2 separate regions of the Mus musculus genome follow, and region 1 is linked to region 2. The links are chromatin loops, found by intact Hi-C in ENCODE. Cell type or tissue: heart. All regions are shown on one strand. Each heading gives the region's core, and the rest is flanking DNA. Links, peaks and the distances in the headings are about the cores only. Region 1 overlaps Arhgef28 (Rho guanine nucleotide exchange factor (GEF) 28). Region 2 has its middle 54 kb from the start of Gm34087.

The links. Peaks named below come from ENCODE experiments on the same cell type or tissue, not always from the same donor. Only the 100,000 strongest peaks of a DNase experiment are listed, where the experiment ranks them.
Region 1: a loop joins it to region 2, with 2.1 times the contacts of the local background. A loop is called at or near these places in 4 of 42 quality-filtered maps.

The regions. Positions count from the first base shown.
Region 1 is chr13:97,935,541-97,943,872 of GRCm38, reverse strand. It overlaps Arhgef28 (Rho guanine nucleotide exchange factor (GEF) 28), which reads left to right. Exons shown (of 36, transcript NM_012026.2): 30 at 1,289-1,420; 31 at 4,313-4,413; 32 at 7,012-7,050; 33 at 7,151-7,198. Among named protein-coding and RNA genes, the nearest start is that of Gm34388, 46 kb to the right of the region's middle. In heart, for the core only: CTCF peaks have their summits at 4,160 (motif pointing left), 4,791 (motif pointing right) and 5,726 (motif pointing right); DNase peaks (open chromatin) are centred at 1,392, 2,592, 4,192 and 4,812; H3K27ac peaks cover 387 bases.
Region 2 is chr13:97,672,326-97,680,657 of GRCm38, reverse strand. No RefSeq gene overlaps it. Among named protein-coding and RNA genes, the nearest start is that of Gm34087, 54 kb to the right of the region's middle. In heart, for the core only: no CTCF peak of the experiment used is centred there; a DNase peak (open chromatin) is centred at 3,917; H3K27ac peaks cover 302 bases.

The DNA.
Region 1 (8,332 bases), core at 104-8,103, 260 kb before region 2:
CTCTTCTTGAATCCCACGGCTCTTCCAGGTCAGCTCAGTGCCCACCCCTTTAGGAACTTCTTCCCAGTCCCAGTAGCGACTGTGGCTCTCCTGCTCCTTTGTGTGGCCATAGCTGCAAGTGGCTCTTTCCCCCTTCTCCCTCGAAGTAGCCATAGCCAGAGAACAGTGGGTGCTCAGTGGGTCGTTCTCTGACCCGAATGTGGTCTGTGTGGAGGATGCTTTAGAAATGGTTACAAGGTCCCCGACACATTCCACCTGCTAGCTGAGACTCCTTTATGTAAGTAAACATGGCTCCTTTTGAGGGAGTGGTACTTCCCACGAGGACCAGAGAGCAGATGGAACTGTATACCATTAAAAGCAGATTTGAAGAAACACTCCTTTGAGGAACAGCTACTATCTTAGTAACAATGTTTCAAATCCTAATACCCAATAGTGCATGTGTCTTAATAGAATTACAGGAAGGTTTCCAGGATACTAGTTGACTAAAAGTTACATTTGAAATATTTTATACAATAGATTTTTAAAAAATATGTTAAATTCTCTATGCAAAAGGGTGCTGCTATCAGCTGCTGTAGACTGCGGGGTTGCGTGATTTTTCTGTAAGTGGCCAGCTGTTACGTATTTTCATTTTTTTTCAGATCACAGCCTTTTGGGGGATATAGGTTTATGTGTTCATGAACATGTGTTTATACAACTATTAGAACCAGGAAGGCAGACTGGGGACGTAGTACAGTGAGTACAATTCTTGCTGAAGATGTATGGGGCCTTGGGCATCAATTATTGTGTCATAGAAACCAGTCATGGTGGCATACTCCTGGAATCCCAGCACTTGCGAGGTAAAGGCAGGAGGGTCAAGAGTTCAGGGTTACCCTTAGGTAACCCTTAGGGTGTTTGAGCCCAGCGTCGTCTACCGCAAGCTCTTTTAGGGGGAAAAATAAAGAAAAGTAAAACCAAATTGTAGTTCCCTGGGTTGTATAATAACAGTTGCTGATCAAATGTGATTTAACAACTCTTGGTTGATCACAACATCCAATCTTTGTGTTGCAACAAATTGTGATCTACAAAGTTCCTGCTCAAGAGCCACGTGGCAGAGTTTCAATCCGATTCATTAATTCACAAAACAAACTCATAACATTTTAAGTAAGTTTACAGTTTTGCATTGAGTTTTAGTCATTACCGCCTGGGGCCCATGCAGCCCACCTGTTGCAGGTTGGACACACCTGGTAAACTACACTATCTCTCTGTATATTTATGGCTTAGATTTAGTTTTGCTTTTCCTCCTTCCTAGCCGAGAGTCTGCAAGTGGCTGTGAAGGCTTCAAAGATGGGCGATGTAAGCCAGTCATCCGAAGAAAGCCCTGGAGGGACTGTCCTGATGGACACACCCAGTACACAGGATGTACCAGCGTCACCAACTGCTTGTAAGTGACGACAGCACAGGCCTTGGCCACGAGCCTGCGCACAGCCTCTAGTGCATATAGTGGTCACATAAAACAAAAGCAGTAACTACCTGATTTCAGGGGAACTTAATGTAATTTTTTTGTAACTAGAAAAAAAAAACCTTGAGAATAATCATGCTGGTCATAAAGAGATATTATATGTGACAATGGCACTTGTATTTCAAGGACAAAGACTTAACATTGGTAGGCTGTACTGTTCTGTCCTTCGGCTAAGCCTCCCCTCCCCCCATGGCATGCAGGTGCACGTGTGAGCGTGAGGTTTGGTGGCATCATTATAGACACGATTGCCAAACAGGAACCCAAGACCTCGGACATGCCAGGCGAGCAGCCTACCACTGAGCCTCACCCTCAGCCCTCCCAGGGACTCTTCTTCATGTTGGAATATACTCTCTGTTTTGAGCAGATCTCAGTTTATGATCCTCCTGCCTTAGAAGCACTGAACTCACAGGTGTACACCATCACACTCAGCTGTCAATGTATTTTAAAAATAATAAGGTAGAGAATAAGCTTAGCAATGTCTCAGAGCCCAATTATGCTGTTTTTATGTAGAGTTTTAAGCTAAATACGGAATTCCAAAAAAGGGTTCTAAGAGCATAAAGAGACTATTTTTCATGTGAGGATGGTACAAACCTTACTTGGAAAGAGAATGTCTGCACGAGCTGCTTTTTTTTACCCTCCCCCCCCCCAATGGTCCCATGTGGCTTTCACGTTGGCCTTAAATTTCCTCTTGTAGTTGAGAATGAGCTTTGAATTCTTGAATTTCTGATTCTCCCAAGTTCGAGGATTATAAGTGTGCGCTACCACAGGCATGCTGTTTTAGACTTTCTTGTAACAAATCCCTTGGTTCAGTAGAATGCCTAGGGGCAGTATAACTTTTTAGTTCTATTCTTTTTTTTTTTTTTTTTTGGTTTTTGTTTTATTACAAGCACCCAAAATTATTTTCCCCTCCCAAATTCTGCTTTATTTAACCCTGGCTTTCTATTTTCAGAATGTGCACATATGTTTTTCATTTCGACCGGCCAGATTCATCAAGGGAGTTGTACTGCTCTGGGTGATTTCCTTTAGAAGAGCCACATTATGCCATTGAGGAAGTGCTCTCTAAAAATACTGAGGGTTTGCCGCCATCAGCCCCGCCCCAGGGACAGCTGGGAGGCTCCTCTGTGCCCTGCAGCTGTTTGGAGCCCTCCCCAGGTCCTCTCCTCCCTTCAGGCAGGCCAGTGAGGGTTCTCCCTGTCCGAATCCTACAGAATCTACACCCATTTGCTAGACCTAGAACAGCCTGCCCTGCCGTTAGGATCAGGCATGGGGTGAACCTGTATGCCAGAAGCCATCCTTTTTGGCTTGGCTTGGATTACGGTGCTCTGAGAGTTTGGTCTCTTTATACAGTTGTTAAGGGCAGAAGAGGATCCCTCAAAGAAGGACCAGAGTAGCTTTGCAGTGGGCTTCAGGGAGGGCCTTTGTGAAGCGAGCCCCTGTCGGTCTGAGGTTACAAGCTCATGAGTACACTTACCAAAGGAGACTATTATACTCTACTGTCCAGAATGGTCAGTCCAGTGGAGACCCTGTTGCCCACCCTGAAGCTATGCCTGAGGGTGCAGAAACTTCTGGAAACTCCCCTTCTACCTCTGCTCGGCCCCATCTTAGCTTCCTCCAACGTTTAACTGTTAATGTGAGGAAGTGGGCAAGAGGAACAGACTGGCTCCTGGTTTGGAGATGGCTTGACTGTCTCTTTAGGCGTTAGGAAAAGTTGCTATAAATTGTCCCTCCAACATCCTTGCCTAAGAAGTGCTCGCTTGCACCGGGTGACCTTGGCTTTTCACTGGGTTCATTCGAAGTGGTTCCCACTCACAGAAAACTCTGGCTTAGAAGAGGCTTTCTGGAATCCTGGGCAGCTGCTGTTTCCTAATGGTGATACATGTGATTTTTAAAATTTAAACAAAGAGAAAGGGGCAGCCCCTTGTTAGAAATAAAGATGCGTGATGATACCATATTTTTAAAAGAAGTTTATAAACATCACAAAATGAGTATTTTGGTCAGGATCCTGGTCAGATATTGCTCCAATGAAGTTGGGGGTGGGGTGGGGTGGAGCAGCCTTGAGAAGCCTGGTTTAAGTCAGGAAAAGGTGAACATAGCCTAAGTTTTAACTGAAATCCATAAAGCAATGATGAAATCCTGCCGACCGAGGTTTCACCGGTAAAGGTAAATTTGTATTTGGTACTTAACATCTCTGGATGTGTTTTCCTAGGTCAAATGTATTTACAGTGTTAAAGCTTAAGTGGGAAGTGTGAGCAAAGCTGGAAATGAGGAGAAACTGAGGCAGGCTCTCAGTTTTTATGACTCTGAGACCATAAAGTGTTAGCTGCCTCCAGCCTTCTTAGATCAGTGCCCTCTGGACCTGCGTTCTAAACCTTGTCCATCAGCTGCTGCTCTTGTACTGGCCTCGAGGGAGCCTTTTATGGACCTGGGTCTGCCAAGAGACCTTGCTGTAATTCCACTGGGCACCTGTTTTAAATTACTTCTTTCCCAGGCAGCTTTGTCCTATTAAATGAAAGCGAGATGTAGACTCGGTACCACAAACAGCCCATGGACACATGAGCCCAAGAAAGAAGCGCAGTTAAAATGGCAGGTGGCAAAGGATGCTGCTTGGTGTCTCTTAGCCTGTAAGCTCCGGGAGAGCAGGGACTGCGGGCTTCCTTGCGATCTCTAGCGCCCCCTGTAGGTTCATTCAGTATGTATTATCTCGTGATGACTCCTTTTTTTGAAGTGTGCTTCAGTTGTGGGCAGAAGAATGTAATTGGCCGGCTGACGTTTGATGTTGTCCTTTTTGTTTCTGTCTCAATGGCGTGCTTCCAGCATTAGTCACAGAAGGGACAGAAGGAAGAGGCTGTTGGGATGTGGATCCCGGGCTCCAGGGTGTGGTAACCGACTTGGCAGTCTCTGATGCAGGGGAGAAGGTATTGTTAATTGTTAACCAACTTGCTAGTAACCAGAACCTATTGCTTTTGTATACAAAGTAGATTCAGCTCTCTGGCAATGAGTGGATTGAAAATACCTTTTTCTGAATTGTTTCTGATTTATTTAAATATCTATATTGAAACTTTCTAAACTATTTCTTCTTTAAATGTTCGTGGTTTTTATATATCATGTTAAAAAGAAAATCAACTGAGACGTTATTAAAAACCAAAACGAAAAGCTTGACAACCCTCCTGTGTATATGTGTGTCTGCACTCTCTGACTTCCGGCCTACTCTCTGCATTGCAAACCTTTGCTTTTCTCACTGCTTCTGGCAACTCCCTGTTTGAGAGGTGACCCGACACTGGGACGCTTCACCACCAGATGGCGCCCGTGAGCTGAACTGATTTCCACTTTGGGACGTCTTGCTTCTGTTCTCTACTGTGATCCTCTGCTCTTCACCTGTATCCCACCTTCCTCTCGCAGACTTGGAATCCACGTAACCACCCTTTGCCCGTGCTACGATGTTCTCTGATTCCTAATATATGTAGGCTGGACCTCTCTGTGTAGAAATTATATGCATACAGCTTCCTATTAGCTTGACGTGTGTGATTTCATAAGAGGGGAGGAAGAGCTCGGTGCTCCTGGGAGGTGGGGAGTCAGGTCAAGGGTTTTTACTTTGTCTAGCATTGATTTAGCTCCATTACCAAGTATTAATGCGCACCAGTGTGGGACTACGACATGTTACAGATGCAACATCTTACTGTTACATGTTTTCCAGATACGTGGCATAGGACAGAACCAGTCTGGCTCTCAGAACTTCACAGAAAAGTCAGCTCTGACTTAGTATTCATTTGCAAAGCTCAGAGGCCCAAGTTAATTTATGAATACAGAATTTTACTCTACTTACTCTGATTGTAAGCTTTGAGCTAGTTTGCCTTAGCTTGTCTGCGCTTCTCCGTGTGATCTTCACTTTGAAGCGTGAAGCCAGTAGCTTACAATCGCTCCTAGGTTGTTTGGGAAGAAAGATAATTGGTCGATGCAGCCTAGTTCTGCACAGAAAATGGCTTGACTCTGACTCCTGACTCAGTTACAGGTGGAGAAGTGAGTTCAGGTTTTAACCTCTGGAAACTCTGACACTTGATGGGGCCTTTTGAGAATGGAAATAAACAGATAAAGCAAGTATATAGTGATGTCTTGGCGTCAGCGTCCTTTAAAAGATTAGATTAAAACAAAATTCTGAAAGAATTAAAAACAATACCCAAGGGTAGAAATTCTCCTCGCATGGATCAACTGTAGTTATACAGTACCACCACCAGGTGGCGCATGAAGTCCATTAAAAAGACAATGTACACTTTCTTCTGTCTTCCCAAACCCAGAGGTTCGAGCAGTAACCAAATGTCGCACAATCCAACCCATTTCTACATGTTTGCTTCTTGGTAGAATATAAAATTTGGAAATATCATGGTTTTTTGTTTTTGTTTTTTGTTTTTCCACTAAAGCAGTGGATGGGCCAAGAAGGGCTCATAGGAAACGCAAGAACTTAACCACCAAACCAGAGTATATTCCGTACATTTGGGCAGAGTTCTAAAGTACCGACATGCTTCTCTCTATTCTACCTTTGTCCCTTCCCTGTTAATGGACTGATTAGCAACAAAGTCTGTAGTGACAGTATGAAGGCAAAGGAAATGGGGCTCGCTCACCAGCAGCTTAAGCTCCCAGCCTCCTTGAAGCAACATGGTTGACTTTGTTTAGGGCTGAACATGACGTGTGCTCAGACAGAAGCAAGCATCATCCAGGAGGCTGTAGGCTCTTAGAGGCTAGGGAAATGAATGGTTTCCTAGTTCACAAAATGTGGAGTTTGTAGCATTCATGGCTACTTATTAAAGAGAATGCGAGCAAGTGTAACTTATACTCATTTATTTGTTGAGTGTCCCTTACAATGTGAAACACCAGCCTTAGGTTTGCAGATATAATATTCAATACATAAATTGGTTTACTAATGGGAGAAGCCATACGGCACATAAACAAATGCTTAATGCAATTTTGGGAACTAGAGCTCTCCGCATGTACATATTCCCCGATGTTCCCTGGTGTGAAAGAGACAAAGTCTGAGGCCCCATCCATCCCCAAGGACAAGATGGCCAGCATCCTCTGGCTTCACTCATGGGTTTGGAGCTGGCTGGTGATGAATTGAGGTGGGATCTGGAGACACCAACTAAGCGCTTCCCTTGGGCCGTCTCTCTCTAACCACCGGCTACTTGGGTATCATGATTCTCCAACGTTGATATCGGGGAGCTAGAGTCCCTGTGCTGTCCTGTAGCCCCCAGAGAGCCAGGTGCAACAACCTCCCCTGGCGTTTCTTTACCATCATCTATGCCATGGTAAGGGATGGTTGGGTAAGAGTTGTCACACACCTCTGAGTTTGAACGAGTGAGACCTGTATTGTCAAATGGCTGCTTAATTCTCCAGCCTGGGAGGAGATGGTTACTGTAGCCGAGGTGATGGAGTTGAGACAGGGAAGCCCATAGATCAGGAATACTTGATAGCTTCCAAACGTCGGGTGGCTGTTCATTTTCTCGTGTTTTTATGTGTTTTAGGTGGAATATAGAAGTTTCTCCGGTTCTTCACAGTCAGAGGTGAGCTACGCATGCTTTAAACATATAGCATCCTTTCTCAAGTCGTGGCTAAGGAAGTTTTTCAAGAACTTGACACATGTAATCTTTCTTATACCCCCAGATTATACAAGCAATACAGAATTTAACGCGTCTCCTCTACAGCCTTCAGGTAACGACTCTCCTGTAATTTCAACCTTGTGAACGTTTCTTTTAACGTGCACTGATGATTTCCAGACCTCAGAAATTAGAACATTTGAAAGGCCGTAAGCCATCCAACAAGAGTGCCAACCCCCCAGGTGTCACTCGGCCAGATGAGCTGAGTTCACCTGGTTTTGTCATCACGAGGCAGTAAGGCACTACCACGTTTTACCCGATTCTTCTCAGAAACCATAAAACTGTTCGTGTCTCTCAATAATAGCAATGAATCTGCTTGGGTCTGACCCAGTGAACCACTTAGGTGAGTGCAACATGACTTCACGTCTTCTGATGAAAACTAAAATTCTCACCTACATGTGTGTCACCTCCACATCTGGCCTTAGGCCTTTGGGAAGAGCCGGCTAAATAATTTGCATGCTCCTCTGTGTTTTTGGTTTGCTCATCACTCAAAAGCAAATGGGCCACCGAGCCTCCTACTAATGGCCTTTTAAGGAAGGCGTAGAAATCATTCTAGCGGTGTGAATTGGAAGACTGTGCAATCCACCCCTCAGATGACTCCCACTAAAGAAGCTACCAGTGCACCCAGTGTGCTTTGTGTGGTGCTTAGAAATGTTTAATGCTATCAAGACAATACAGTGTAGACATTTTTGAGAATAGAGAGAATTGCTGTTATCATGATCTTTTTTTTAAATTAGATATTTTCTTCATTTATATTTCAAATGCTATCCCAGAAGTCCCCTATACCCCCCCTCCTCCCCTACCCACCCACTCCCACTTCTTGGCCCTGGCATTCCCCTGTACTGGGGCATATAACGTTTGCAAGACCAAGGGGCCTCTCTTCCCAATGATGGCCGACTAGGCCATCTTCTGCTACATATGCAGCTAGAGACACGAGCTCTGGGGGTACTGGTTAGTTCATATTGTTGTTCCACCTATAGGGTTGCAGACCCCTTCAGCTCCTTGGGTACTTTCTCTAGCTCCTCCACTGGGGGCCCTGTGTTCCATCCAATAGATGACTGTGAGCATCCACTTCTGTATTTGCCTGGCACTGGCATAGCCTCACATGAGACAACTATATCAGGGTCCTTTCAGCAAAATCTTGCTGGCAGTCTTTTTTTTTTTTTTTTAAAGCAAACAAACAGTTAAT
Region 2 (8,332 bases), core at 124-8,123:
GCGTACAGACATTATTACTCTTCCTCCAAGCCATTTTCATATACCTTTAAACTACAAGGCAAGAAGAAGGAGCATGTGGCAACTTTTCTACCACAGTCAAAAATAGCCTCAGCTCCTAGGTGATGTCTTCAGCTGTCACGACCGACCAAGCTCCCCAGGCATCTGCTCTGAGTCAGGCTCCTTTATCTTGCTGATAGCTGAATGTCACCTGTATTAAGGTACTTCCTACCATCTGCCTCCACCAGATGGAAACCCAAGGGCTCATTTATCTTCCCAGAGTCAGTGGGACAGACAGATTGACAAAGTGCAAAAGAAAGATTGACACTATTTACACATTCTCAAATCCTGATGGCTAAGGACAGATTGGGGAGCACTGAGTGCAAGCATTTTTTTTTTCGGGACCAAACCTGCCACCAAGATCTATGTAACCAGCAAATGCTGTGTGTGATTTGCAGCTTTCCGCTGTGAGATGGGCTGATGACAACATTGTCACCGTCGCATTTGCTGGGTCCCTTCTGCCTGCAGACAATGGAGAAGCCTAAGGGAAGGGGTGAGATGAAGACCATGCACTCTACAATGCCAACTCTCTGGCGTCATGTCACTTTTGGAGGTGTTGCCCGTTCACCCACTAAACTGAGACATCCATACCTAAGTACCTCAGACTGTTATTTCTTCATGCTTTGAAAGGTTTAAAAAATCTATTTGTATTCCAATCAAATATAAAAATTGAGGCATATATTCAAAGGTGCACTATTTTCCTAATACAGACTAAAAAAGGCAGGGTAAACGTAGCACACTCTGAAATTCTATAATCCTTGGATTTGGGCTTGAATATTTCCAAAATGAAATCATTGTACTTGAAAGAATATTGATTAATGGACAGGATTAAACGATCCCACGCCACGTTCTCTTCAGATTCAGACAAAAGGACAAGCACACAGTTCTCAAAACTCTCCGGTAGAGTTGGGGTTTCTATGTAACAAGCATTCTCCTTGTGTATGCAGAGTGCGTGACATAAAGAAAAAGAATACACGTCTGGCTTTTGCCCAACAGTGTGGATCTTGATGAGAAGTTAAGGCAAGCAGAAATAGGTGATTCTACATGGCCGCCGTATTGAGGTTTACCAGAGAAGCAGAATCAGCTGAGATGTTCCACAATGAGCTATCTACAAGCAGAAGGGCCAGGAAAGCCCTCAGCCTCCTAGTGAGACAGGCTTCAAATTGGCAGTTCAGGAGACTAGGCCTAAATCTCTGTTTCCAAGAACTGGGCAAGTCCAGGTAAGCCAGTTACTGAAAACAAAAAAAACAACAACAACAACAAAAACCAAAACAACAACAACAACAAAAAACAAAAACAAAAACAAAACAAAACAAAACAAACAAACAAAAAAAAACCCAGGCCTCAGGCAGCCAGTCAGAAACTGCCGGGCCATCAGGCCTGAGGCAAGGACAATGGGTCAGCAACAGTTTCTAGGCCCCGCCCCAGCAATGGTTGTGGAATGTCCCTAGAGATAGAGCCCACAGATTGAGATAGAGGTTGCCTACCCCTCCCAGAATTTCCCTAATGTGCTTTAAATCTGGCCTGCGAGCTCACTAGGGGCCTCCATCTTGGTTGATGGTAGACGCCAGCATGCTGGACTTATGCAGAATAAAACGCTCTTTGCTTTTGCATACTAATTGAATCCAAGGTACCATTCTTCAGTGAATCATGGACCCTTACACTAGATCTCAAAGCCACAAAGCCTACAACCTCTGCTGCAGGGCTGGAAAAAGCATCAGGAAGTGAATGTGCTTACTGTGTTCTGCATTTTTTTTTAAATCATATTCAAGCCCTTAGTTGGTTCAGGGGTGTATGCCTACCCTTAGCGGCAGTGGATCAACTTTACTCAGCCTGTGACTCAAATGTTAATTTCTTCCAGGACTGCCTTGGGGACACCAGGAGATGTTTCCCTCATGACCTGGGTGTACTAGTCATGCTGACTCAAAAAAGTTCCCCTCACCACATTTCCAGAACTCATAGCAGGCACCAGAAAGGGACTTTGAAAGGGCAGTAGCCAGGGAGGCCAACAGCAGTGTAGGAGCTGAGTATACACTGCGGGATGTTGGAAAATATGTGTGTGAGAAGGAGGGCCATCTGTGGAAAGTCTGGGAAGAGATGGTGGCTAGCCCTTCAGGCCTATCCAACATGCTGTCCAGCATCCTCTGACATCTCCTTGAGATTATTCTCACTCACCACAGTCACAGTGGCCTTTGCCTTCACTGCTGCACCCTCTGTCCTAGTGACAGTCCCCCTTCCTTCTTCCAGGTCCTTACCAGAATGCTGCCTTTTCAGTATAACCTGATCTGTGTATTCATTGCTCGCTGCTCTCCCTAACTGCCTTCCCACCTAGTAACTTCTATAGCATTTATCACTGTTTGTCATAGTCCATACTTTTATCTACTGTTATCTCATTGTCTGCTTCTAACGCCCAGAGCTAGTTCTGCCCACCACCACTGCAGCCCCTTGATCCCTGAATGCCTGGAGGCACAGAGTAATCTTCGATGGGTCTATAAGGAATGGACGGATGTAGGACCCTCTGGTATAGGACTGGAAATCACCATGAGCCTTCCCTGCAAGTGTTTTCAACTCAGCATACTCACGGATTTTTTCCATGGCAACTGAGCCCTGATTATCCTAAAAACCAACTGGAAAATATCATCTGCTTTACCAACAGTTGCTACCCTTCCAAGCCTACTAGGTGGGATCTAGTCTATAAATCACCAAATCTATTTATTTGTAGAATTTCTCCTGAAATCTCACACCACTCACATCTCCCAGCCCAATTAAAGTCCCTAGTTCTCAATGATTCGGAATGTGCTCTTCCCATTGTATGAAGGCAATTTGGCCAAAAGTATGTCTTTGTGGGCCAATGTAAAAATGATCACCCTTCTAAAGGGAATTTTACAACTTGGGTGATGCAGCTCAAGGGCCTTGGCCTCCGTGGTCCTGTGTAGACAGGGCCTTGATTTTATGGTGAATGCTTTTCCTTGAGGCAGTGAATATTTCACAGACTTCCCTAACTAACACAGATAGGGATCTGTGTGGGTCTCATAACACGAACACTATCTGCCTACAGGACCAGAGAAGCCACGGTGTGGGCAGAGAGGAAGTAGTGGCTCAACTCTGGGCAGGGAACTAGCCACAGTATATGCTTCCAGGAGCAGAGTGGAGGTGTGATGGATAGCATTTCGATCAACCTCTCTACTGGGAAACAGGAGGCTTCCCTAAGTCCCTGGACTGAGAAAATTGAGGAAATGAAAAGAAAGAAAGAAAAAGCATTTTATTAGAGACTGAGGATTTATCATTTATTTGCTTGTTTGTTTGCTTGTTTGTTTATAAACAAGGACTCCTTTAGCCCAGGCTGGCCTTGAAATTTGGAGTCTCTTGCCTCTATCTCCTTTCAAGAGCTAGGCTTCTGAGCCTACACCACTATACCCAATTTTATGAAGGACCTAAGATACTAAGCAAGTACTTTACCCACCGAGCCGGGTCCCTGCTCTCCTCCCAGGGCATGGTCCTACCCTGTCCTTGACCATTTAAGCTCCTCGGGTCAGGAGCTTCGATCTCTTCCCTACAGGACAGATCAAATCTAGAACAAAAGACTGTGTCTTCAGGAATTGCCTAGCTCTGTGAGAAGTCTCCACTCCCAGGAGTATTTCCAAAGATAGTACAGAGCTTTCCAAGGGATTTATGGAAACCAGCCTAGTGGCCCAAGGTTTTCGACAAAAACGCTCATCCCCGGGAGGCAAGAAAACTCAGCTGGGTTCACAGAACTTTTCAATTTCATCTGCTTGGCAAAGGCAAAGTTAAAGATCTCTTAAGGGGGCCGGGGCAGCCAAGGGGAGCTGCTGGCCTCTGTTTTTCTTTCTGGGCCCTGCCAAGAATGACATCACCTAGTTGGATTATTAGCAGGCCCTATCAGCAAACAATCCCATCCGTCACATCAAAGCAGCCCACATATGTGCTCGCTGGTCAGGGAGGCAGTTTCCATCAGCTTTGGGCCATCTTTAAATAAACCTGAGGTGGCCTCTTGAGCTTCGAGGGCACCCATTGGCCTTATATTTTAACGTGGAGGAAAAATGCTTGGGTATGGGTGGAGGTAGGGGTGGGGTCAACACCATGAGAATGAAACCTGTTAATTGTGGAGATTTGACACACCACAAACTCGTCCTTGGATTTTAAAAGCTAATATTTACAGAAAGCACTAGAAATGGAATGCCCAGAGGCAAGGTGAGATGTAGACAGGAAGACACAGTTAGACAGGATTTATTAGGAGTGGGAGGGAGGTCTGACCCTAGGAGACTATAGGAAAGAGGGGAAGAGAAGAGGAGCTAGGAGACTCAGTCCAGGGTGACCCGGACTGCCCTGTCTTGGAGGGAAGGTTTGGAAGGCTGTCTTGGAATCTTCGGGGCAAAACCCAGCCCTCACAGAAGTCTCCCATTTTTCAGGCCGGCTCGGTCATGCTCAGGCTGTGACAGCCCATGGGAAGCACACCCCTGATGAAATCATGCAACAGGTTTCACAGCATGGGAGCTTCAGCCCTATGACTCCCAGAGTAGAAAGTCTGATAGCTGCCGAAAACCTCAAAATACCTGCAACTGAGCCTTATAGAGCAGAGGTTATGTAGAATATAAGATCTCAAGGAATTAAACCATGTGCTCTTACATTCCAACCAGGCTCTTCCCAAATGAGGCTCTGCCTCTTGACACGTGACCTTTGCCACTGAATACTGATGGGAGTGATTTCAGAGGATTGTGAGAATCAAGTAAACCAATGAAGGGAAGGCGTAGAACAATGTCAAGTTCACGCTAGAAATTAACCATAAAACTTAGCTTTTATGGGATCGACTTTAGATGTAATCTGCCGTGAGTTGAATTGAGCCTCGTCAGAAAGCCACACCTTCCTAACTCTCATTCAGCACCTGGATGTGCTGGCGCGTGCGGATAGGGGCTTCACCAACACCGTCGAACTGAAACACAGTGATTAAAAGAAAATCTAGACACAGAGACAGATACCTTTACAGGAAAGAGGATGTGAAGGAAAACAGGAAAACAGGGAGGGAGGGAGCCAGGGAAGGAGACCGGGAACAGATCCTTCCCTCACGAGAAGCAAGCCTGCTTGTGTAAGTATCTTGGCAAGAATTAAGGTCCTCTAAGGAGACAGGCTTGTGTCCCACCTGTTGGATATCAGACTATTGAAGCAATGGTCTCCAAGGAATTGAATCTCCCCCAGGAATCGAATGTTGAAAGAAGGTAAAGGCTAAAACCTGGTGCTAGAGGGAGAACCTGTCTCCCAGGGGAAAAAAAAAAGGTCATGAAGTTTGGACAACTTGAACTTGTCAGAACACCTTGCAGGAGAGCCTAGAGCAGAGGCAATGGTGACCGGTGCTGAGCAGGACCACACCTTGGCTAGGACTGTTCAGTTCTGCATACTTTCTTCCCTCTTTAAATCTAAACCTCGTGTTAGAACCCAGAACATGAGCTTGGAGCTCACTAGACCCCTTTATTTGTTCTTCTTCCAAGTGTGGCTGCGTTTACTCAATCTCCTTTCTCTGCTTTTCAGTGTTGTTTGCTAAATTGATGTATTGAGAATGGGTGGCCAAGCTTAGCTTGTAAAGCCAATCATAACCCAGGCTTAGACTCTAATAGCTCTGAAGACATTGATACCTTGATCTTGGGCTTCTGGAATTCAAGACAGTAGATTTCTGTTGTCTATGCCACCCAGTTGTGTCAGTTATAGCAGCCTCAGCACACAAGTACGGTGCCTTCTTTTCATTATTTTGTCGTACCTAGGCAAGACTTCAATTCATATTCTTGCTGCCTTAGCATCCCCCAGCGCCCCACCCCCCACCCAGTACAGGGATTGTAAGTATGTGTCACTGTCACCTGCCAGATGCAGCCAATGCTTAAATTCTAAAGCCCAGTTTTCTCAGAAAGTTTTCTGTGCTAACACTCACACTAAGCATCAGCCCAAAGCAACCTCAGGCTCCTTCGGAATTTCGGACAATAGACATATCTAATGCCAGGACAGCACAGCCTTCTCAGTAGCAACCTGTGCCCTCCTCATGCGGGTCCCCACCCAAGGGACAAAAACAGCCCCTTACTGTTATTTTAAACCATGTACAATTTAAGCAGTGGTGGCAGTCATAGAAACTGTCATTCGCCCATAATCACTATGACCTGTGGCCAGCCTTGGTAGAGGAGGGCACTCCTGTGCATCATCTGAAGCGGGGCTCCGGGTCCCACAAAATGAGCAGCTTACAGAACACCACATGAGGAACTCTAACACGTGGCCAAATAAATTAGGTTCTTTCAAGATATTGTGGGGCGCGGGGGGAACTTTTGAAAACCAACCAGAGCCCAGATTCTCTATCCAGTGTTGAGTCTGATCATATTGTGAGAAAATGCAGAGAAAGAGGCAGAGGTGTGTCCTGGGGTGGGAGAGGGTGTCCAAGAGAAAAGAAAGCCACACATCGCTGAATGTTGGTGGCATTTGCTTAAGAATTTGTGCAGGTTTAATGAACTTTGGTGTGAGTTTTTGCTGCTTTGATCTATTCTGTTCTTTAAGTGGGAATGCTTCTCGCTGAACATCTTCTGTCATTTAAGTCAGGATGTCTCTCAGTGCTACTCCAGCTTCAGACCTTCAGACCTTCCTGTGGACTTAGTAACGTCAGTCAGGGCAAGAACCGCCTTCTGAGCTGTGGTGCACCCCTTCTCGAGGCTGAGACTAACAGTTCTGGGCAGTGCGTGAGAGTAGTGTTACACGTGCCAGGGATTGGAGGAGTGATGCCCCATAACCGACAGCCCACACCTAGACTCCTCAATTGACAAAGCCACCTTCCAGGCCACCTGAGTCAAAGTCTGGCTTTTCCTCATCTTCAAGGACATTGAGTTTTCAAAGGGTTTGCAGGTAAAAAAAAAAAAAAAAAGAATATGTGAAGTTAAGGGGCCTCTTGCAAACCCTGGATGTTCCCAAGATGAAAGAAATTCCCTACAGAAGCAGCTCCCTGCTCAGTGGGGTTATTCTAGAAGTGGGTAAAGCCTGCATCTCTCTCTCTCTCTCTCTCTCTCTCTCTCTCTCTCTCTCTCTCTCTCTCTCTCTCCCTCCCACTTTTCTGTCTCTCCTGGCAGGGATTCATACTATAAATTTATTGCTTATTTTATTCTCTGAAGCCAGAGAGCAGATGAACAGGAAGATCCAACCCTGCACCCTAACAGATTTAGAGCAGAGGGTGCGGGGTAGGGGAGTGTAAATCATTGCTTCTCAGCTCAGCTCCAGCTGCGTATGAGAAGCACCTGTGGAGCGCTAAAAATACCTTCCAAACTGTACCACCGAAGCCTTTCATCTGAAATGGCCAGGCCAGGCTCAGCAAGGGTGCTCAGAAGCTCCCAGCAAGAATCAACCCAAGCTGAAAAACCAACCATGTAGATCCTTGCCTCCGGTGCTGAAAAAGTAACTCAGGAAGACTAGTTCTCTCTTCCTGGGTATAATGCCAACTCACTGTCTGTCCTCACTAATATAGAGAAGCTTCCAGAAACAGATGATCTAGAGACCAATGGAGTCACTAGAAGCCTGGGGACCCCAGGGTAGCATCCTAGAGAGTCTTAGTTGAACATAGGAACACCACGGATGCCACGAAGTCTTATATAGGCCAGCAATCATTCCTCAGGAGCCGCCTACCTCATCTGCCTACCTCATTTTTTTAAGACAGGGTCTCTCACTGTGTTCTGGGGTCTACAAATTCAGGCGGACTGACTGGCCAGTTAGCCTCAGGGATCCTCCTGTCTCTGCCTCTCCAGTGCTAAGATTATAAGTACTTAACCACGACACCTAGGTTTTTATGTGCATTCTAGGGATATGAGCTTAGGTCCACATGATTTTATACCAAGCATTTTACTGATTGATCTATCTTCTCCTACACACTCCCCATCCCCACTATCCTCAGTGACCTGTTTCTACCAGCTAGAGGTCACCTAATCTCTCAAAACCAGTGTTACCAGCCAGAGCATGAGTATTCCAAAGCGCTAGCCTGCCGAGGCCGTTCAGATTCAAGCTCTAAACAAATGTCATCCTTTACGCTTAAGGATGTTACAGATGTTTCTATGGCAACATCAGTTGCAAGTGGCCTCTTAGCTTTCTCTTCTGCATGCTGGAGGGGATGTCTTTTCCCATTCCAAACCCTCTTCTGGGGTCTGCTACTTTGATTGCTGTCAGGGTGGGCTCTGCTTGAGGGGTGGTCACGGCAGCTGAGAGGGCAAACATACCAAGATTATCTATGTGGGGCTGGCTCCAT